Linked DNA regions of Mus musculus: region 1 is linked to region 2. A link is a loop called in an ENCODE intact Hi-C map of the cell type or tissue named here. Cell type or tissue: gastrocnemius. All regions are shown on one strand. Each heading gives the region's core, and the rest is flanking DNA. Links, peaks and the distances in the headings are about the cores only.

Region 1 (10,856 bases), core at 1,972-9,971, 96 kb after region 2:
TGTATCCTTTTCTTAAGTTAGGCTTCAGTGCACTGGCCCCAGGATTCAAGGAAGGCAACAGCAGTGGGGGTGGGGTAGTCACAGCTGTCACTCTAATTTGCTTTCCTTTTAGTCTTTGTGTGTTCAGTCTTTGGGAGTCATTTGTGGTTCACAGATTAAAAAATGCCAAATTATGCACAGATCCAGCTATTGTTAAAGGCATCTTGTTTAACAAACATGGATACCTGTGCTTGAGGCACCTGCACAGTAGACAGCAAAGTGAATAATTCATGACTCCAGCCTTGCCAAACAAAGTCTGAGCAGACCCTTTGTGCCAGAGAGAAAGAGCAAGCAGGGAAATGGCTGCACTGACAGCTTGGACCCAGGAGGCTGACAGGACGCTAGAACTTCATTTGCTCATTTCAGGGAAGGTCTGATCGTCTGTTTTGCACCTCACCATGTTCCTGCAATGCCCACCCACTGTGACTCATGGGATGTGCTGGGGAGAGTTACTGGGGTCTACACCTGTGTGTTGATGTACTCATTTGTAGGGAGGTTGTACGTTTGCAATAGTTCTTGGTCTGTGTTCTAGATCAGCACTCTTGAAATGACATACAATGCTGGCTAGAATTCAAGCCACAGATGTTTTTAACATTTCCTGGCAGTCCTATTAAAAAGGAGGAAACAGGGGCTGGAGAGATGGCTCAGTGGTTAAGAGCACTCTGACTGCTCTTCCGGAGGTCCTGAGTTCAAATCCCAGCAACCACATGGTGGCTCACAACCATCTGTAATGAAATGGGATGCCCTCTTCTGGTGTGTCTGAAGACAGCTACAGTGTACTTACATATAATAAGTTAAAAAAAAAAAAAAAAAGGAGGAAACAGGTGGTGCTGGTGAGCGCCTTTAATCCCAGCACTTGGGAGGCAGAGGCAGGCAGATATTTGTGAGTTTGTGGCCAGCCTGGTCTACAGAGCTAGTTCCAAGACAGCCAGGACTACACAGAGAGACCCTGTCTTCAAAAGAAAACAACCCTCACCACTGACCCCCACCCCCAAAAAGAGGAAGAACCAATTTTGACAGTATGTTTTACTTAACCCAACAAATCCAAATATAATTTCAACATGTAAGCAATGCAAAAAATATTACTAAAATTTAGTTTTCATATAAGTCTTTATAGTTTGGGGTAGGTAGAGTTTTATGTCTCAATTTTAATTAGCCACATTTCAAGCACTCGGAGACTGGGTAGAGATCTAGCATGCTGTATGTCTGGGAAAAGGGAACTGAGAAGCAGAAGAAATGGTCTCGTGGCTCTCTGGCCATCATGGAGTCAGAGTCCCAGCTGATCTTGAGGACACTTTCTAGATTAATCTGACAAACTTATGCGTCTTTGATCCATTTTCCTTTAAAATATATTTATAGCTGGGCAGTGGTTGCGCACGCCTTTAATCCCAGCACTTGGGAGGTAGAGACAGGCAGATTTCTGAGTTCGAGGCCAGCCTGATCTACAAAGTGAGTTCCAGGACAGCCAAGGCTGTGGGAAGCCACATGTGCCGTTGCAGAGTGGCGCTGGCTTCCGCTGGCCACTACGCATACATAGACAGTAAAGTTTTTTGCCAAGATGAAGTTTTGAGAATTAACCAATCAGATGAGAGATAAGTTAGCCAATCAGATGAGAGAGAAGTTAACCAATCAGATGTAGGCATGCAAATGAGGTGGTAAGCATAACCCAAGCACAACCAATTTGGGTGCGAGACACGCCTCTCCTAGGGCTATATAAGCAGCACCAGTTCTGGGCTTGGGGTCTCTCCGCCTCTGCAATCAAGCTCTCCCAATAAACGTGTGCAGAAGGATCCTGTTGTAGCGTTGTTCTTGTTCTTGCTGGCGAGTCGGCCACAAGACAAGGCTATACAGAGAAACTCTGTTTCGAAAAAAAAACCAAACAAACAAACAAAAAAAGAAAGGAAGAAAGGAAGTTTCCAATTTAAACCAGCAGTGGTCATTGCTCAGTGTATATTGAAGCCACATTGGAACTGAGAGCCGAACAAGTATGCTGGTCTAAAGACTCCCAAATGGAGCTTTTTAGATTAGACCACAGACAGGTTAAGGGTGTGTCCTTTCCCACAGATAATTTGTGACCCATGGTAGGTATGGACTCAAAGATAAAAAAACAAAACAAAAACAAAACAGGGTTCAAATCCAGTAAGCAGAGGTAGCCCTTGGGTTTTGGATTGATCAAATAGTCCTGGAAAGCAGGAAAGGCGTCTCCAGGCTTGTACATTTCCAGACTCACTGAGCTGTGGAAAGTTTGCACGGAGCAAGTCTCTCAGTGAGATGGGGGTGGGGGTGGCACTTGAGAGTCCTCAAGAACTACTGGGTGCCTCCAGTTACTTTGCCCTCATGTTTTTGGTTGTGGTAAATTCATGGAACAACTCTTATCTGGAGGTCAGACTGTGTCAGAGAAAGACAGAAGTGAGAGGAGAGGAGACTGAGAGTGAAAGAAACAGCTGCCTGAGAGGGATGGCTGCCTGGCCCTGCCAGGCCCACACAGGTCTAGTCTGGGGATGCGAACACGGGAGGTCCATGTGCAGGGCTCGGGCCTCCAGTGGACATGAGATGCCCTGCCCAGGTTCAGCACCAAACTTTAGATTTCTGAGTCAGTGCAAAGGCGCAGAGGTAGGGAGAGCCTGACCTTCAACAGATGGGCACACAGCGAGGGCAGCCCGCTCCCTTGGGAAGTTGAGAGGGTCTCCCAAGTGAAAAAGCTGGCTGCCACCCCTCACAGGGGCATCATGAGGGGCTTGGGAATGAGGAGATTGCTGCAGCCATAAGATGCCATGTGTGTCTCCTGCAGTCTTTCGTTTTGAAATTGTTTACACAAGGTGAGACAGAGCACCTTAGAAGACAGGCTGTCCCAACAGATATTCCTGAGATCACCAATCACAAACTGGCTGAGCGAAGGACACCTGTAATCTCATCAGAACCCTGATGTACAACCGACGTACAACTGGCAGGATGCATGGGCCATTCACTCGCCATCAGGAGAGAGCTGGAAGTGCCCGGGGTGCACTGTGTTCAAATGCAGGAGTGACCTTGGTAATGCTCCTGAACTTGGATCCCCTCTCTCTAGGGAACTCAGTGGGGACACCAGACACCCCTGGTTGCCTGCTAGCTGCCTGTCAGAAGCAGGGCCATTCCTTGAGTAATCTTGTTTCTGCATAACCTCAAATTGTGCATCACCCCACACTAACCTGTTCTGTTACCAATGATTGATTTGTGATGTTTCCTTTTTAAAAGCGTATAATTACATTTTTATGGATTCTGCTTTACTTTTGTCTAATTATTTTAAAATAGTAACAGAGGGCACAGAGGAAGCCTTGAGTGACTGTAAAGAGTGGATGGCATTCTCAGTGAATGTGTATGGTTGATAGGGGCTTGGTCATGCCAAGGACCCATGGGTGTGGCAAAGCCTTCCTCCGGGGAGGCTCAGAGAGTCTGCAAACTCTTCCTCTAGTCTAAGTGACAAAGTTGACAGTGTGCAAGTTCTAGTGTATGCAAAGACTAGCAACCCATCTTCCTCTTCCTGGATGTTCTCAGAGACTTTTTGTTTAGAGAGACTGCCTACCAAGATTAGCTGACCCCTCCCCGATGTGCTGTACCTAATAATAAACACTTTAAGATGCCAGGTAGTTGGTGCCATTCCATCAGAGTGCACACAGCCCACCTGACCCCAGCTTTTCCATCTGTGTATCTTTCATTTCTTGAGTGTCTGTCCTTTATTCTCTCATGGCTCCTCATCAGGTCAAGGCACCAAGCCATGCTGGCTGTAATATACTAATATTAATACCAGGCCTTCAGTTTTATGCAGTTAAAACTAAGGGTCTAATCAGATCTGTAGAGAATATAAATGATATCATTTAATATAGAACTACTTCTTCTTCTTCTTCTTCTTCTTCTTCTTCTTCTTCTTCTTCTTCTTCTTCTTCTTCTTCTTCTTTCCTCCTCCTCCTCTTCCTCATCCTCCTCCTTCTCCTCCTCCCCCTTCCCCCTCCTCCTCCTTCTCCTTCTCCTTCTCTTCTTTCTCACCTCTCCCTATCCCCTCCCCCCCCTCCTCTTCCTCTTCTTTTTCTTTCTTGCCTTGCTTATTTTTTTGGAGACAGGCCATTCCAGAACACACTATGTAGAGATCAGGTTGGCCTAAACTCACAAGAGATCTGCAGGCCTCTGACTCCCAAGCTCTGGGATCAAAGGCAGGCACCACTAGGCCCAGATCAGATTACTATTCTTATTTCTGAGTTTTAAGTCCTACTTCTAATGTTAGTAGTCATATTAATACTGCATTTTCAGAGTCTGTGGAATCTAAATACTGTTTCCAAGAAAGACCAAACTGTCATCTATGTAAATTAAACTGTGAAAGAGTACGGTGGGAACTTCCTTTTAAATGTCACTCCAGTCAGTTGGCAGCCTCCCAATTCCTAGTCAGTCAGTAGGAGCCGTTATTTGTACTAAAAATGGAACACACTTGGAAGTACACTCTGTCTGGGGAAAGTGTTGGTAATGGAGTGTAGTGTGCATTCCTGGAAGGGCCCGTTATTAAAAATTTAATGACTAAAGGCTGCTCTCTTTCCTCCCCCTCCCCGTTCTCCCTCCCTCTCTTCCTTTCTTCTCCTCTGTCCTTCCCTCTCCTCTTTGTAAAATAGTCTCTCACTGCAGCTCAGGCTGATAAGGAATTATGATATTCTTGCCTCAGGTTCCCAAGTACTTGAACCCCCGGCTTCACATTCATTCTCTTCTTTTTCTCCTTCTTGAGACAGGCCCTTACTTTGTTGAGCTGAAATCCTCTCACACTACCCTGAAGTCCCTCTCTGGACAGAGTTGATAAGTGTGTGTGCTCGCGATTGCGTGTGTGTGTGTGTGTGTGTGTGTGTGTGTGTGTGTGGCATTGTAGTCTCACCCACCCCCCAATCCTGCAGCTGTAAGCCCAGGACCAAGACAACCTTGAACCCTAATTTATTTTATTCCATGCCTTCTCCTGCCTCATGACATCTGGCAAATGTGTCAGATGGAAAACCTGTAAGACCAAGGAGTGAATTCTCTTTGTTACAGAAGGTCTGTCTGTCTGTCATTCTCCCCTCAGAAGCCCATCACACTATCCAGACGTCTGTTTTTCCTAATGGCCCTCTGTTTGAACCTCAGGCTTGCTCTCTCCCTTCAGACTCAGGTCATGGCTGCCTCTGATGTGACATCTAACATTCCTGATAGAGCATATTTGGTCTCAGCCTCCTGTCTATGAGCCTGTAACCACTTTTAATATTTATAACACAAGTGTTGCCATTTTCCAGGGGGGGGGGACACATTTACTTAAATGGCTATAAAGCTGAATACTGAAATTTGTTTGCTACAATATTTGATTTCTCTTTTTGACTCATATTCTAGTATTGATATTGAAAATTCACACACAGGTGAAAGTGGACAAGCTGCTGACATCTGATTTTTATTTTTTAATTGAGCATTTGTAGATTTATTTATTTTGTTTCTATGAGTGTTTTGCCTGCAAGTATGCATGTTCCCAGTGCCCGTCGGAGGTCAGAGGGCACTGGGGCCTTCAGAACTGCACTATGGACAGCAGGAGGTTGTGAGGACCATGTGGGTGGGAGGGGCTGAACTCAGGTCCTCCAGCAGTGCAATGTTTTAGTTACTGTGAAAAGACACCATGACCAGGGCAACTTACAAAGGAAAGCGTTTCATTTGGGGGCTCACAATTCTAGAGAGCTGGAGTCCATGGCCATCGTGGCAGGGTGGGGTGGAGAGGATGGGAGCAGGCAGGCAGGTCTGGGGTAGAGCAGTAGCTAAAAGCCTATACTTTATTCACAGGCATAGCACACAAACATGCACGCACACACAGAGAGAGACAGACAGAGGGACAGAGACAGAGAGAGACAGAGAGAATTCTAATTGAGAATGGTGTAGGTTTTTGAAACCTAAAAGTCCTCTCCCTCTGTGACACACATCTTCCAAGAAGGCCCCATGTCCTCATCCTTCCTAAACAGTTCTATCAACTGGGGACCAAGCATCAAATAGATGAGCCGCTGGGCAATTGTATTGCAAGCCATCACAGTGCTCCAAAGTGCCGACAAACAAGATTTTAAGTTCCATAACTAAGAACCATCTGTAACTCCAGCCTGAGTAGTTCTGATGCCCTCTTCTGGCTTCTACAGGTACTGCACACATTTGATACATAGCCATACATTTAGGCAAACTATTCATATCCATTCGTCTTAGAGTTACTATTGCTGTGGTGAAACGCCACGTCCAAGAGCACCTTTGGGGAGGAAAGGGTTTGTTTGGCTTATGTATCCCAAGTTACAGTCCACTAAGGGAAGCCAAGGCAGGAACTCAAACAGGGCAGGAACCTGGAGGCAGGAGCTGATGCAGAAGCCATGGAGGGCTGCTGCTTACTGGCTTGCTCCTCATGGCTTGCTCAGCCTGCTTTCGTATAGAACCAGATATAGCATTGCCCACAGTGAGCTGGTCTCTCCCACAACAATTGCTAATTAAGAAATGCCAGTCAAGCTTGCCTACAGGCCAATCTATTGGAGGTCTTTTCTCAGTTGAGGTTCCCTCTTCCCAGATGACTCTAGCTTGTGTCAAGTTGACCAAAAACAAAACAAAACAAAACAAAAACAAAAACAAACAAAACACAAAACAAAACAAACAAAACCCCAAAACAAGCAAAAACTTACTAAATTTCTATCATAGCTTGGTGTTGATCTTAAAAGCATAAGTTAAAGAAATGGACTTCAAATTCATCCTGCTGGACTAACAAAACAACTGGAAGGAAGCTTATTACTGGAATAGCCTTCCTAAGAGGATCATATATGAGCATGGGGGTGTTATTGCAGGAGCTTACAACCATCTATAATGTGATCTAATGCCCTCTTCTGGCATGTAGGTGTACATGCAGATTGAACACTCATATGCATTAAATAAATTTTTAGGAAAGAAATGTATAGTGGCGCACACCTTTAATCTCAGCACTTGGGAGGCAGAGACAGGTGGATTTCTGAGTTAGAGACCAGCCTGGTCTACAAAGTGAGTTCCAGGACAGCCAGGGCTACACAGAGAAACCCTGTCTTGAAAAACCAAAAAAAAAAAAAAAAAAAAAAAAAAAAAAAAAAAAGTAAAAAAGTAAGTGCAGTGAAGGCCTCTGTGGGTTCTGAGTTGTGTGGGTAAACTGCTGCATTTGGAACTGGCAGTTGGCTGGACAGAGGTATTGCCATACGTCTTGTAGTGGGTGTCTGAAGAGGGGACCGCTTGTGATGGGCTCTACCTTTACCCTGTAGATTCTGCCTTACACTGGGTAGTTAGTTGGTGTCACAGCATACACAATGATGGACAACAATGACAATAATTACTCTGTGTGTCCCCTGGTGCCTCATGCATCTCTTGTCTTGAAAGTCACATTTTATGCTTTAGGTAACAGATGCCATAAAGTCACACCATGTGTCAGATCTCACGCTGGAGAAGTACTAGGGTGAGTGGAGGCATTGCCCACCCCCCACAAAAGGGCTCAGACAGTCTCTGACCTCCCCGTCTGAGAGATCATCTCTCCATTTGGAATCCCAATCTCCCTCCAGTCCGACAATGGTCTTGAATTCACCTGCACATCTAAACCCTATCTAAAGTCCTCAACTTCCCTTGTTATTTTCATGTCCCATACGAACAGTCCTCGGGAAAGATAGAACAAGCTAATCGCTCTTTAAAAATCACTCTTGTGAAACGCACCAGGACTTCACCTCTATTGGATGAAGCTCCGCACACCAACTCCTGTCCACCCCTACCAACATTGGAGATCAAGTCCTTCTCTCCCCTCTGGACCAACATCCCTCAGCCCTTTCTCCTGAATGGCAGGCCCCCTTTAAAGTAATTCTTGGGACCCCCCTCCCCCACAGCCGCTAAGCTTGAGGGATCCCCTCACTGGATTCACCAATCTCACCTCAAAGCCCCTTATTCCCCCACCTCAGGGTAACTTCCCTTCTTACATATCAACCCCAACAGGACCCTGCTCCCTCAGGGTTTGGAGGACACCAAGATCAGCCACCTTGTCCCCAGAAGAATGAGGCCTCACTTTGGCTGCCCTGCTTGACTCTCCTGGAGTGGACACCGATGTTTCCTCCTTTTCCTCTTGTCTGCTTCTTTCCAGGGTAACTCTTACACACGGAGATTCGAGGTTCAGGAAACCTTCACTTACAACAAACAGTTCCTTCAAATAGGGTCGGGAAATCGTTTCATAGCAGTTTGTCCTGTGAAGATCTTGATTTCAGATGTCAAGCCTTCAGAAATTTCTGGTGCTTTATGTCTGTGCTGTTTGGCTGTAGCTGTCCAGGGAAGGGCATGCCCCTTCTTTGTGCTCTTGTTCCTTCTATTTTGAGTTATCGTCCATCACTATTCACCAAGTCCCCCAGGCGAGCTATTTTAAGGCCCCTTCCCCTTGGTGCCCCTCTGTGTTGTCTGTGGGTTTAGGACCCCCTCTTCCCTTGGCGCCTCTCCGGGTTGTCCTTGGGTTGCCTGCCTGTAACTCTCTTGGGGGCAGGCTGTTACTTAGGGATTTTTTTTTTTCCTTGCTATTCAGAGAAAATTCCTACAGGGGAGGAATCATTATGCCTGTTCATAAGAACAGGGGGGAAGTAAGTAACAAGGCTTAGAGCAGCGGTTCTCAGTCTGTGGGGCGCAACCCCTTTGGGGGTCAAAGGACCCTTTCACGGGGGCTGCATACCAGGTACCCTGCATATCATATTATTTTTGCATTACAATTCATAATTGTAACAAAGTTACAGTTATGAGGTTGCGACGAAATAATTTTCTGGTTGTGTGTGTGGGGTGTCACCACAACATGAGGAACTGTATTAAAGGACCGCAGCGTCAGGAAGGTCTAGTGTTTTCTTCAGAAAGTTCCACGGGCTGAATGCAGAACAATGACCATGGCGGGTGCAGCGGGGAGGCCAGGTGCTCACTGTGGAGCTCAGGCTATCAGCCCAGTTATTTGAGGTGCAGCTTAGGAGAGTGTGGGCCATACCTCGCTAGGAGAATGCTTGTGATCACAGGAATTTGGGGGGCTGATGGGTGCTTGGGTACCGTACAGAGACCCAACATCACAGCAGCTTCCACACTGGTGACACGGTGCTGAAAGAGAAGGCCATGCTGTCAGGCATTTGTCTATATTAAGGAGCAAGGTCTACTTTCTATCCTTTATCAAGCTCAGCTGTTGCTACAGACTGCTACAGCTGTTGCTAACTGTGCATAAGAAAGTCTGCTCTACGCTAAAGTCGCATTAAGAAGGACTGTTAGTCTGGCGGGCATGGTGACGCATGCCTTTAATCCCAGCACTTAGGAGGCAGAGACAGGTGAATTTCTGAGTTCGAGGCCAGCCTGGTCTACAGAGTGAGTTCCAGGATAGCCAGGGCTACACAGAGAAACCCTGTCTCGGAAAAAAAAACAAACAAAACAAAAACAAAAGAAGCACTGTTAACACTTTTGAAGTCTTTTGAAGTCAGATTCTCCGTTCTGAATCCAATTTTAGCCTTCCCAAAGCCAGTATGGTTGGGTCCATAGACCTGTATTATCTCTTGTGGCCAGTGGCTACTTAAAATTGGCCACATATTTAAATGCATGTATTATGTTTGTCTTTTGATGCCAGATTGAGGATTTACTTATACATGCATTGATCTCTGGCTTACACTCTTAGAATGTGTGTGTGTATATATATATATATGTTTTAGGGGAAATATGGCAGTAATTAGCACTCAGAAAATACAGCATTTAAAAAACTTATTTTGTATTTTATTTTATGTGGATGGTGTCTTGTCTACAGGTATGTGTGTGTGTGCACCGAATGCATGCCTGGTGCCCAAGGAAGCCAGAAGAAGACACCATAGCCCCTGGAACCGGAGCTAAAGATGGCTGTGAGCTGCCTTGTGGATGCTGGGAACTGAATTCTGGTCCTCTGGATGAGCAGACAAAAAGCCTCTCTCCAGCTCTACACACGGAGTTTTACAACATGCATTGTTCAAATGCAGAAATTCTAACAGGATAAGGTGCTGAACACATGCCCAGCTGCCCCTAAAGCCACCCCCCACTGTTGCCGGAACAGATTCCCACAAACATCCTTTACAAAAACATGGATCAGTTTTACAGTTTTGGAGTCAAGACTGTTTTGAAATGGGCATTAGACTCCTAAATGGCAGATGCCTGCAGGGTTGTATTGCTTCTGGAGGGTTTAGGAGTGAACCTTTCCCTGCCTTTTCTAGGCACAGCTCACATTTCTAAGAGGACTGACCCCTGAGCCCCTGACCCCTGACCCCGTCCTCTTTGAAAGTAGCCATCTTACCCCTCTGGCCTTGGCTCCATCCCCTTGTTTCCTTTTCTGCCCTGACTTCCTGTCTCCCTCTGTCTCTCAAAAAGAGACCTGTGACGGCATTGGCCCCAGACTTAGCCCACCTTGAGCTCCTTAACCCCACCTGCAATCCTTTCAGTCCAGTATGGTAACACAGGGTCTGGGAGACTGTTCCTTAAGAGAGAGACCAAAGGAAAAGTGCTATGGAATTAGCAATGAATATATCAGCTGATTTCTAGTTATGTGCTTAAGACATCTTCCAGATGTTTTATGATAACATTTAAGAATAAGTTGAACAATAAATTGTTCTGTTTTGGATTGAGAGACAAGGTTTCTCTGTGTAGCCCTCCCTGAAACTTGCTAGGTAGACCAGGCTGGCCTTGCGTTTACATAGCTCCACCTGCTGGAAGCCCGGGATTAAAGGTGTGCACCATCACAGGCCAGCAGCTTCGACTTTTATTTTATTTTATTTTTTTACTGCTCCAGT
Region 2 (10,856 bases), core at 1,905-9,904:
CAGTAACACTCATACAATTAAGTACTTAATAAATACTTGTCTACCATGGCAAGTTCCCCACTACACATCCCCCAAATAAAATGTAAAACTTTTTTTTTTTTTTTTTTTTTTTTTTTAAGGAATGGCAGTTCCTCTGGGAAAGGTGGGGGTAGTGGATAGAGGTTAGATAAGGGACATCAAATGCAGTTAGGTAAGAGAAAGTACTTCTGGGACTGGAGAGATGGCTCAGTGGTTAAGAGCACTGACTGCTCTTCCAGAGGTCCTGAGTTCAATTCCCAGCAACCACATAGTGGCTCTGTAATGGGATCTGATGCCCTCTTTTGGTGTGTCTGAAGACAGCTACAGTGTGCTCGTATAAATAAAATAAGTTTATCTTTAAAAAAAAAAAAAAGCCGGGCAGTGGTGAGAAACCCTGTCTCGAAAAACCAAAAAAAAAAAAAAAAAGAGAGAGAGAGAGAAAGTACTTCTGGTAGTCTATAGCATGTGCCACTATGCCCAACTTTAACTCATTTTTATGCTCATGAATATCCAATTTCCTGATACTATTATTTGCTTTGTTTGAGGCAGAGTCTCACGTAGCCCAGGCTGGCCTCAAACTCACTATGCAGATGATCTTGAACTCCTGATATTCTCACTTCCATCTCTTAAATTCTGAGATTACAGGCCTGAACCACCAAACCAAGCTCTCAGGCTGTCCTTTCCCTGTTTGAATAGTTTTGGCAGTTTTGGCAAAACTCAGATGAAGGCCTGCTCTGTAGGTAGAGGTGTTTTACAACGGCACCAGTTTGCTTCCAGGATCCCCTAAGGCAGCAGGAGAAAATTGACTCCTTGGAGTTGTTTTCAGGATTCCACAGGCACATAAACACAGAAGACCAGAACTTGGGATTCAGCTCAGTAGTATAGTACTTGTCTAGCATGCTTCAGACCCTGGGTCTGATGTCAGCACTGCAATAACATCAACTATCTGACATATATGAGTTTACTTTGTACTCTTCTATCCATCCACATCTGCCCCTATCAAAACATCTATATTTCCTTTATTCCTCTCGTAACCCCTTTGAAGAAGAGACTTCTATTTCCCCCTCCCTTCTCCTGTTGGAGATGATGTTTTCTTCAGATTGTCTCTGAATTCCTGGGCTTAGGTAATCTTCATTCTTTAGCATGAGCAGTTAGGACTAAATGTGTGTGTGTGGTGTGTGTGTGTGTGTGTGTGTGTGTGTGTGTGTGTGTGTGTGTGCTCTCTCGAGTGTGCATGCATGCCACCGTGAATACTTAGGACTAAGCTTGGGTGTCACTGTGCCTCGCTCTTTTTGTCATTTCCTCATGATGGAAACAATTCAGAAAAAAAAAATATGGAGGAATCACAGGCAGTGGAAGGCTAACACTATTTTAAATTCACTTGGTTAAATACTGAAAATAAAACTGGCTCCTTGTGCTGGAGAGGTGGCTTAGTGGGTAAGAGCACTGACTGCTCTTCTGAAGGTCCTGAGTTCAAATCCCAGCAACCACATGGTGGCTCACAACCATCCATAATGAGATCTGATGCCCTCTTCTGGTGTGTCTGAAGACAGCTACAGTGTACTTACATATAATGAATAAATCTTTAAGCTTTTACTGCCAGCACTGGCAAATAGAGGATCTCTGTGAGACCCTGTTTCAACTGCAAAACTGGAATACATTAATGAGAACATACTTATGGGGCAGGGAATCCATTTTATTCTTGAGAACTTTCCAGTATGATTATCAAGGACCTCTTTTGTCAGGAGATTCTTGTGAAAACTGAGATTGGAAAATCACCAAGAACATGTATTTGTCTAAAAATGGTACTGAGACAGCAGCCTCAAATTCTGAGTTCTCGAGCTATAGCCTAGCACAGACCTCTCCCACTTTATTCACACGCAGATCTAGGTGAACAAGCTGACAGCTGTTGAGCCAAAAATGTGATCCCAAAGAACAAGCAGCTTTCTTGGGTTGTGCTGGATAAAAAAAAAAAAAAAAAAAAAAAAAAAAGTGGAAATAGTCTGTAGAAAACCCAACCCACCATGACCAGTGTTCTAAAATGCAGTTACTCTATCAAAATAGCGGACCTCAGTAGGCCGTGAGCATTTCGTGCTGTTCGTGAGTTCCAGGATGCTGGTACTAGGTGCTGCAGACAGGAAACTGGGCGAGCTGAGCAGCGCAGTCGGCTCCCCCAGCTTGTCACTCACAGGCAGGCTTTATTGGGTTCTGTCATGCTACAGGGAAAGTGGGCTTTAGATTGTACTTTTCAAATGATTAAACCTAGCTTTTAGGGCGTGGTGCCCCATGTCTTTAGTAAGGACTGGGATCCACTACTCAGCAGGCTGAGGTAGGAATGTTACGTGAGTCCCAGAGTCTAGGCCAATCTAAGTAGTACAGCAAAAATCTCTCTCTTGAAGCCAGTCAATTAACTTTCCAATTACAAAAAAACAAGTAAAACCCTCATGCTATTGGGAAATTCTAATTTCCATCTTACTAGAAAACAACTGCCCTTTCTAATGAGTCTCACACCAAGGTATCTTCTAATTCTAGTTTCTGCTGGGGCTGGTGAGATGGCTCAGTGGGTAAAGATGCTTGCCACCAAGTCTAGCAGCCTGAGTTTGATCCTCAGGACCCACAAGGTGGAAGGAGAGAACCAATTCCCGAAAGCTGTCCTCTGACTTCCTCAGGTGGCTGTGGCATGTGTATAGACACACAGATTACATAAATAAGTGTAATTTGTAAAAGTTAGTTTTGGACTGGTAGTGGTGGTGCATGTCTTTAATTCCAGCATTTAGAGACAGAGGTAGACAAATCTCCGAATTCAAGGCTAGCCTGGTCTACAGAATGAGTTTCAGGACAGCCAGGGCCTCAGAAAGAAACCCTGTCTAGAAACAACAACAAAACAAACAAAACTCTTAGAAGAAAACAGAGTTTGTCTTCATGACACTGGATTTGGCAATGAATTCTAAGATGTGATACCAAAAACAAGGGCAACAAAGCAAACTGGACATGGAAAACTTCTGCCATTTGGCTGGGTGTGGTGGCAGATGACAGTAATCCTAGTCCTTGTGAGGCTGAGACAGGAGGATGGCCACTTTCAAGCCAGCCAAAGTCCTGTCACAGCAAACATCAAAGGAACCTACCACAGGATAAAAAGACAACCCACAGTGGGAGGCAACATCTACATGTCAGGTTCCTAAGGAAAGACCTGTCAACTCAGCAGTGAGGACCCCCGCCTAAGGACTTGAATGCTTCCTCAAAGGAGGAACAGTAAACTCACAAGAGGGCTCAAGGCATTAGCCACTAAAAAAGGGACAAGCCTGGAATCTCAACTGGAGAGGACAAGGCAGGTAGAGTACAAGTTTGAGGCCAGCCTGAGCTAAGTCCCTAAATCAAGAATGAATAAAAACAAAAAGTGAAGGCTAGAAATCAATGTGTTACACCACAAGGGGGTGATGTTTATCCACTAGCCCTAAATTCTGTCCCTTGAAACTGTTATGCTCAGAGGGTAGCATCCTGGGATGGGTGGCTAGCCCTCCTGCCTCTTCTCTGCCAGTCTTCTGCAGATGCTGGTGCCAACGCCCCGGATACTAGAGGTGCGTCTGTATGGAGACCAAGAAAGGAGGAAGCAGATGTCAGCAATGAAGGACTAGCAGGTTTTCTCACTGGGGTCAGAATGCTGCCATGGGAAGGCGCTGACACTGGGCATCGCCAACAAATTGAGTACATGCAGGACAGAAGCTCAGCTCCAGCAGGAATTACAATTATGCACAGGCCTATTAACAACTTGCTGGCCTGGACCTAAAGCAGGGGCCCTAACACGAATGACACAGCCCCTGTGCTGACATTGACACTATGTCTCACTCTGAGCCCTTCCCCCTACACACACCTCTTTCCTCTTATGATTCATTTACTGCTTTACCATCCATCCAGGGCACTTGTGCTCCCCACCCCACCCCCCATCAAGATTCAAGGACAGAAACAGGAGTTAGCATTGTAAGGTCTGTTCCTGGGATTCTTTTGAGTCTAGTTTAGTAGTATTTTAGGAGACTTCATTAAGAACACATACATACTACTCAAAGGGCAGACAGAGAAGGGCAGTTCAGTGAAGAGTAACATCTGCATTTCCGGTGAGAGTTGTTTTTGGGACTCATAACAATTGGATAGGAAATGTAGGATTTTTTTTTTACAGTTGGAAACTTTCCTTGCCTCACCTGGACTCAGAAAAGGGGGTTTAAAATTCTAAAACCACGGGCTGGAGAGGCTCAGAGGTTAAGAACACCGGCTGCTCTTCCAGAGGTCCTGAGTTCAATTCCTAGCAACCACGTGGTGGCTCACAACCATCTATGAGATCTGGTGCCCTCTTCTGGCCAGCAGACATACATGCAGGCAGAATGCTGTATACTAATAAATCTTTAAAACAAAACAAAAAAAAAACAACAAAAAACCTCGCTGGGCGGTGGTGGCGCACGACTTTGATCCCGGCACTTGGGGGGGCAGAGGCAGGCGGATTTCCGAGTTGGAGGCCAGCCTGGTCTACAGAATGAGTTCCAGGACAGCCAGGGCTATACAGAGAAACCCTGTCTCGAAAAACCAAAAAGAAATTCTAAAACCACAGCAATTTAGCTGGGTGGGGTGGTACACACCTTTAATCCCAGCACTCAGGAAACAGGCAGGTGGTTCTCTGTGCATTTGAGGCCAGCCTGGTTACAGAGATTCAAAAACAAGAAAAAGCCACCAAAAAAATAAATAAATAAATAGTAACAAAACAGTAATTTAACCAAGTGTACAGCTCAGTAGTATTAAGTCCATTCACATATTCAATGTTTGCCTAGCATGTATGTCTGTGTGCCATGGATATATATGGTGCCTATGGGGATCAGAAAAGGAATTCCCTTGGGGTTTGACTCACAGACAGTTGTGAGCCACAAGGGTATGTGTACTATATTCATGAAGTACCCAAAGAGGCCAGAAGATGGCGACAGACAGTTGGAACTGGAGTTTCAGAGTCCTGTGTCACCCATTAGGTGTTGGAACTCAACTAAGTCCTGTACAAAAGAGAAGCAGCGCCCTTAACTGCTGAGCCATCTCTCCAGCCCTAATATTTTCTTTCCTTCTCTCTCTCTCTCTCTCTCTCTCTCTCCTTCCTTCCTTCCTTCCTTCCTTCCTTCTTTCTTTCTGGCACCATGGTTTCTTGAACTTTCCCAAATCTTTATAAACAGAAACTCTATCATTACATGTATCTTCTGATTGGCCCCTCTCCTAGGCTAGCAACAAATATTACTGCTCCTATTCCATTTTTTTTATTCTTTCTTTTCTTTTCTTTTTCTTTTTTTAAGATTCATTATTATATGTAAGTACAGTGTAGCTGACTTCAGACACACCAGAAGAGGGCATCAGATCTCATTATGGGTGGTTGTGAGCCACCATGTGGTTGCTGGGATTTGAACTTAGGACCTTTGGAAGAGCAGTCAATGCTCTTAACCGCTGAGCCATCTCTCCAGCCCTCATTCTTTATTTTCATTTTAATCAAAGACGGGGTCCGCTGTGGACCAATAAGACAGCTTCTGTATGTCCAAGCCTTCTTGTTCACCTGTGATGGAGTTTTTATTATAGAGAAAAGTAACAGAACTTGGCTGGATAAAGAAAGGAGTTGGACATGGGTGTGTGGGTGCCTAGCCCCAAGCCTCAGCAGCCCAGCCACGGGTCTGCACGGTTCTTTCGCATCAAGAAGTTAATCTTTCGAGCCATTTCCATGTTGTAGATCCTCCGGCATGTTTCATAGCTCTCCCGCTGGCGGCGGCGGCAAGGCTTCTCATAGTAGCGTCGTCGACTTATGACTTCGGTAAGCCCATCCGTGGTGAGGATTCTGTATAAAGGCAGGTGATGAAGTCAGATGCTGTTCGTCATCACTGTTCCTTACCAGTTTCACTGCCCATCGGAAGTCAAGAGGCAAAAATAACTTGTGTTTGAAAATGATGGTGGTGACAACATAACACTGACTGCTTTCTAGAGGCTGCAGTAAGACCCCGTGAGGTAAATTTAAAAAGCAGCCATAGTGCTTACCCTGGAGCTACGCTCTCTCTTTGACTCCCTCCACACACCACGCCCACGGTGTAAGACAGCCTCTGAGGGTCAGTGGTTCCCGGTGCAGTGCTTTCCAGTCACGGGAGGGGAAGCACACGTGAAGCCTGGCGTGTGGTGGCGCATGCTTTTGATCCCAGAACTCAGGAAGCAGAGGCAGATGGATCTCTGTGAGTTGGAGGCCAAGCAGAGCCACATAGAGAGACCTTGTCCCACAAAACCAAAACCAAACGAAAACAACCACAACTGAGGCAAACTATTTGTAATTAAAACAAAACAAAACAAAACTCAATGGAGTGACCCCTAGTTGATTCTTAGTGAAAAATGTAGCTCCCTCTTCTTTGTATTTGAGAACTGGTAGGGTGGTGTACACGGCTATCAGCCCAGGACCTGGAGGCTGATGTAAGAGGATAGTTTCAGATGACCCCTTAGAAAAAAAAAACAACTGATACAACTTAAGTCTGAGCAATTGTGGGGCTCCCTAAACACAGGCCCTCGTCATAGCCAGGACACAAAGGAGAGCATTGCAACAGCCTCACTCACCATTTCCCATGTCCCACATGCTCTAATCACACAACTGTGTGTCATGAGTGTGTAGGTGCTGGCAGAGGTTAGGGATCTGCCCTAGGTGTTGTTCCGCAGGCTCACCCCCTTCCTTCTGTAAGGATCTCATTGGCCGGGAGAGCACCCAGCGATTGGGCCAGCCTAGACAACGACAGGGGAAGAGCTGGGTGGGGCTTTTCATCCGGGGGAGGGGGGTGGGGGGAGAAAACACAGGCCAAGGAGATGGAGCATCGGGGCATCATCTCAGTACCTAAGCATTTCCTTTCTCTTTAGTGCTGGAGATGAAACCGAGAGCACTGATAAGCAAGACGGAGGAGCACAACTTTAATCCCAGCACTTGGGAGGCAAAGGCAGGCGGATCTCTGAGTTTGAGACCAAATTGATTTACACAGTTCCAGGCTAGCCAAGACTACACAGTGAGACCCTGTCTCAAACAACTAAACAAAATAAATAAATAAATAAATATTAAAAACGATTAAAAACAGGCTGTGGGCTGGAGAGATGGCTCAGTGGTTAAGAGCACTGACTGTTCTTCCAGAAGTCCTGAGTTCAATTCCTAGTAACCACGTGGTGGCTCACAACCATCTGTAATGGGGTCTGATGCCCCCTTCTGGTGTGTCTGAAGACAGCTACAGTGTACTCACATACATTAAATAAATAAATCTTTTTTAAAAAATTAAAAGCATAGATTAGGCTGGAAAGATGGTTGAGTTGACACTGGACCTGAGTTCTAGTGCAAGAATCCAGGTAAAAAGGCCCCCACTTGTAATCCCAGCACTGGAGGAGGAGCTAGACCAGCCAGCCTAGAACGCACACACACACACACACACACACACACACGCACGCACGCACGCACGCACGCACGCACTCCCTCCACCACAGCAGAAGCACTCATTCAACTTCATCTCTAATAGGCAAGGATGTAGGTCAAGCTTTGTAGCAGAATTAAGTATGGTGCTGGTGGTGTAACTCAGTTGTTACCTGGTTTCATCCCCAGAACCCCTTAACCCAGTGTGGTGCCAGCACCTGGGGAGGCAGGAGTTCAAGTCATACATGGCCAGCCTAGGATACACGAGACCCTGTCTCAAAAAACCCCTAAAACCAACCAAATAAACAGACCCAAAAGAACTCAAGAAGTAATAGCTAAAGGGCTGGGGGTGTAGCTGAGGGGTAGAATGCTTGTCTGAGTTATCTGTGAGGCCCCTGGGTCTACTCCCCAGTGCGGGGGTGGGGGTGGGGTAACTGAAGCTGGAGCTCAATGGCAGCACTCTGGGAAGGTGTTACTAGTGTCACCTTGGTCTACAAAGGTAGTTCAAGGACTAGCAAATGAGAGCTTAGTGTAAACAGATCAGCTTAGAGTTCTGGTGCCTGGCAACCCTACATGACGGAGAAACCAGCTGCCAGTTTTAGTAAAATTCAACTGATTATGTAAAAGGAGCCGAGCGGCTTCCAAGAGGAACCTGGGGGTGGCAGATTCACATGTCAATGTAGCCAGGCTGCGTCAGCCGCTGTGTATGCAGGAGGACTCAATGAACCCAGAAGCTGGCCCATCAGGAGTAAAAGGGGTCAACTGGGAATGCTTCCAGTGTTCTTGTCTTTCCTAGTCTGGGGGCCAGCCAATCACACATGGCTTCTAGCAACCCCCACTCTCCACATCCTCATGTCAGGGCTCCAATGAAGGCCCCTGGTTACATAACAGGCATTTCTGGCAGTCTCCTGGGGTAGGCACATAGGCCTTCCCCTTTGTAAGGCTCCCGGTGCGCTCCAAACTCCACGAAAGCTCGACCATGGCTCCCCTGTCCCTTACAACCGCTAATGCAATCAGATCACAGAATGAGAGGCTTACTTCAAACACAACCACCCGAAAGCCAAGGAAGAGAAGACTGGGCTGAGACAGGTATGTAGAAAAGGTGACCCAAGGGGAACACAGCGGAGAACAGCAGAGGAAAAAGAGAAGCCAGGCCAGGAAAGCTGCATCTGGACGGGAGGTCGAGCACGCGCAGACTCTGCTCGCACGGTCAGGAAAGCTGCATCTGGACGGGAGGTCGAGCACGCGCAGACTCTGCTCGCATGGTCAGGAAAGCTGCATCTGGACGGGAGGTCGAAGCACTGCGCAGACTCTGCTCGCACACACATGCTTACAACGCCTTGCCTAGGAAAGCACCCTAAGAGCAAGGGATTGATCGCTTCCCGCCTCCAACCAGGCTAGAGAACAACTTATAAGACATTTCCACAACACTCCAAGACTTAAAAAAAAAAGTATAAATGCAGCTTTCTTCTTTGCAAATTATATTTTTATACTAAAAATGTAGCTTTTTGGTTTTGAGACAGGGTCTTAAATATCTCAGGCCGGCCTCTGACTTAATATGTAATCAAGGATAACCTTGAATTCCTGATTCTCCTGCCTCAGCTTTCTTGTGCCGGCTGGAATTACAAACATGTGCCACCCCAAGCAATCTACTATTTTTAAAATGCAGCTTTCTGGAGTGACTGTAAATGCCAATACATTCCCTGCGCCGTTTTCCAAAGCTTGGTTTCAAGTTCATAAGGAGCCCCAAGGAGCTCAAAGCTCGGGTTCAGAGTCCAGCGGCCTGGGTGTCTTCACTTGTTCTTATAAACACCTCTTCTGCTCAATTGAAGCCTTCCTTTTCCAAGGACTCTTTCTCTCCTGCAGTCTTACATAGCCCAGGCTGGCCTCAAGCTTGCTGTGTAACCAAGGATAACTTGATCTTCCTGTCTGCATCTCTGAGTGCCAGCCAGAGTTACAGGCAAAAGCACTATTTATCATTTTCTTTCTTCTTCTTTTTTTTTGGTTTTTCAACACAGGGTTTCTCTGTATAGGCCTGGCTGTCCTGGAACTCACTTTGTAGACCAGGCTGGCCTCGAACTCTTAAGTCCACCTGCCTCTGCCTCTCGAGTGCTGGGATCAAAGGTGTGCGCCACCACGCCTGACTATTTGTCATTTTCTATGGTGCTACTGGACCAATGCCTTCCTACCAAGTATGCTACATCCTCAGATCAAATCTTCTCTTCTTAGGTAATATAAATTGGGTCCTCCCCTCAAAAATAAAACCTTATAATTTCCTTGGTGTTCTAACAACTGAAGTAAGAAAAAAGTATTCAGCCAGGGCAGTGGTGGTGCACACCTTTAATCCCAACACTCAGGTGGCAGAGGCGGGCGGATCTCTGAGTTCGAGGCCAGCCTGTTCTACAGAGTGAGTTCCAGGATAGCCAGGGCTACACAGAAAAACTCAAAAAGTACTCAGTGTCATTTTTTGAGACAGGGTCTGTATAGTTCAAGCTTGAAATTCTCCTGCCTCAGCTTCTACAGGACTGGGGCTGCGGCTGCAAGTGTAAGTCACCACCCCCAACTGCTTTGTACTTAACTTATTTTTTTTAAAGAAACTAAAATTCTTTATGCTGAGGATTCAGCTTGTAATTGATTGGTAGCGTGCTTCCGTGGCATGTACAGAGGCCTGGGTTCCCCAGAGCTGCAGAGGATGGGGTGCTGTACGTGTGTGCGAGTGCCTGTGACCCTGTGACCCTGACTCAGGAGACGGGGGCAAAGCATCAGGAGCTTAAGGTTATTCTTAGCTTTATGATAAATCTGAGGCCAGACTGGGCTACATAAGACTCTGTCACAAAAAAATTTTTTAAAAGAAATAAACGTTCCTTGGACAAGATCTGAATTAATACCAGGTCAGATGGTAGAAAATATCTACGTAGTATCTACTTTTTAGGTTTTTATTATCTTATGTACATATTTATCTGCCTACATGCATGTCTAGGTATATGGCACATGGTATGTGCCTGGTCCTGTGGAGGCCAGGAGACGGTGTCAGATGCTCTGGAAGTGGAGTGGGTGTTGAGAATTGAACTTGGCCCCCTAGAGAGCAGCCAGTGCACTTGGCCAGCTCTCCCACTCTGTGGAGGTCAGAAGATACTGTCCAAGAGTTAATGTTCTTCTTCTACCACATGGGTCTGGGACCCAAACTCAAGTGGCTTGAGAGCAAGCCCCTTTAACAGCCCTTGGTCCCTATGTAGCCCAGGATGGCCTCAAATTTGCAATACAGTCAAGGACAACTTGGAGCTTCAGGACCTCCAACCACCACTTCCTAACTGCTGGAACTGTGAGGGTGCGTCGCCACACGCAGTTTATAGAGTACTAGAGAAGAAACCCAAAGTCTCACGCAAGCTAGCTAAGCACT

The links. Hi-C counts contacts between places; a loop is a spot of excess contacts. Peaks named below come from ENCODE experiments on the same cell type or tissue, not always from the same donor. Only the 100,000 strongest peaks of a DNase experiment are listed, where the experiment ranks them.
Region 1: it touches region 2 in a loop (2.3-fold over the local background); 10 of 42 quality-filtered maps call a loop at or near these places.

The regions. Positions count from the first base shown.
Region 1 is chr3:95,953,110-95,963,965 of GRCm38, forward strand. No RefSeq gene overlaps it. Among named protein-coding and RNA genes, the nearest start is that of Gm9054, 27 kb to the right of the region's middle. In gastrocnemius, for the core only: CTCF peaks have their summits at 6,186 (motif pointing left) and 6,939 (motif pointing left); no DNase peak of the experiment used is centred there; H3K27ac peaks cover 1,261 bases.
Region 2 is chr3:95,857,064-95,867,919 of GRCm38, forward strand. It overlaps Mrps21 (mitochondrial ribosomal protein S21), which reads right to left. Exons shown (of 3, transcript NM_001355759.1): 3 at 5,571-5,869. The coding sequence ends at 5,689. Among named protein-coding and RNA genes, the nearest start is that of Prpf3, 6.6 kb to the left of the region's middle. In gastrocnemius, for the core only: CTCF peaks have their summits at 3,440 (motif pointing right), 4,364 (motif pointing left) and 4,979 (motif pointing right); a DNase peak (open chromatin) is centred at 4,973; H3K27ac peaks cover 3,236 bases.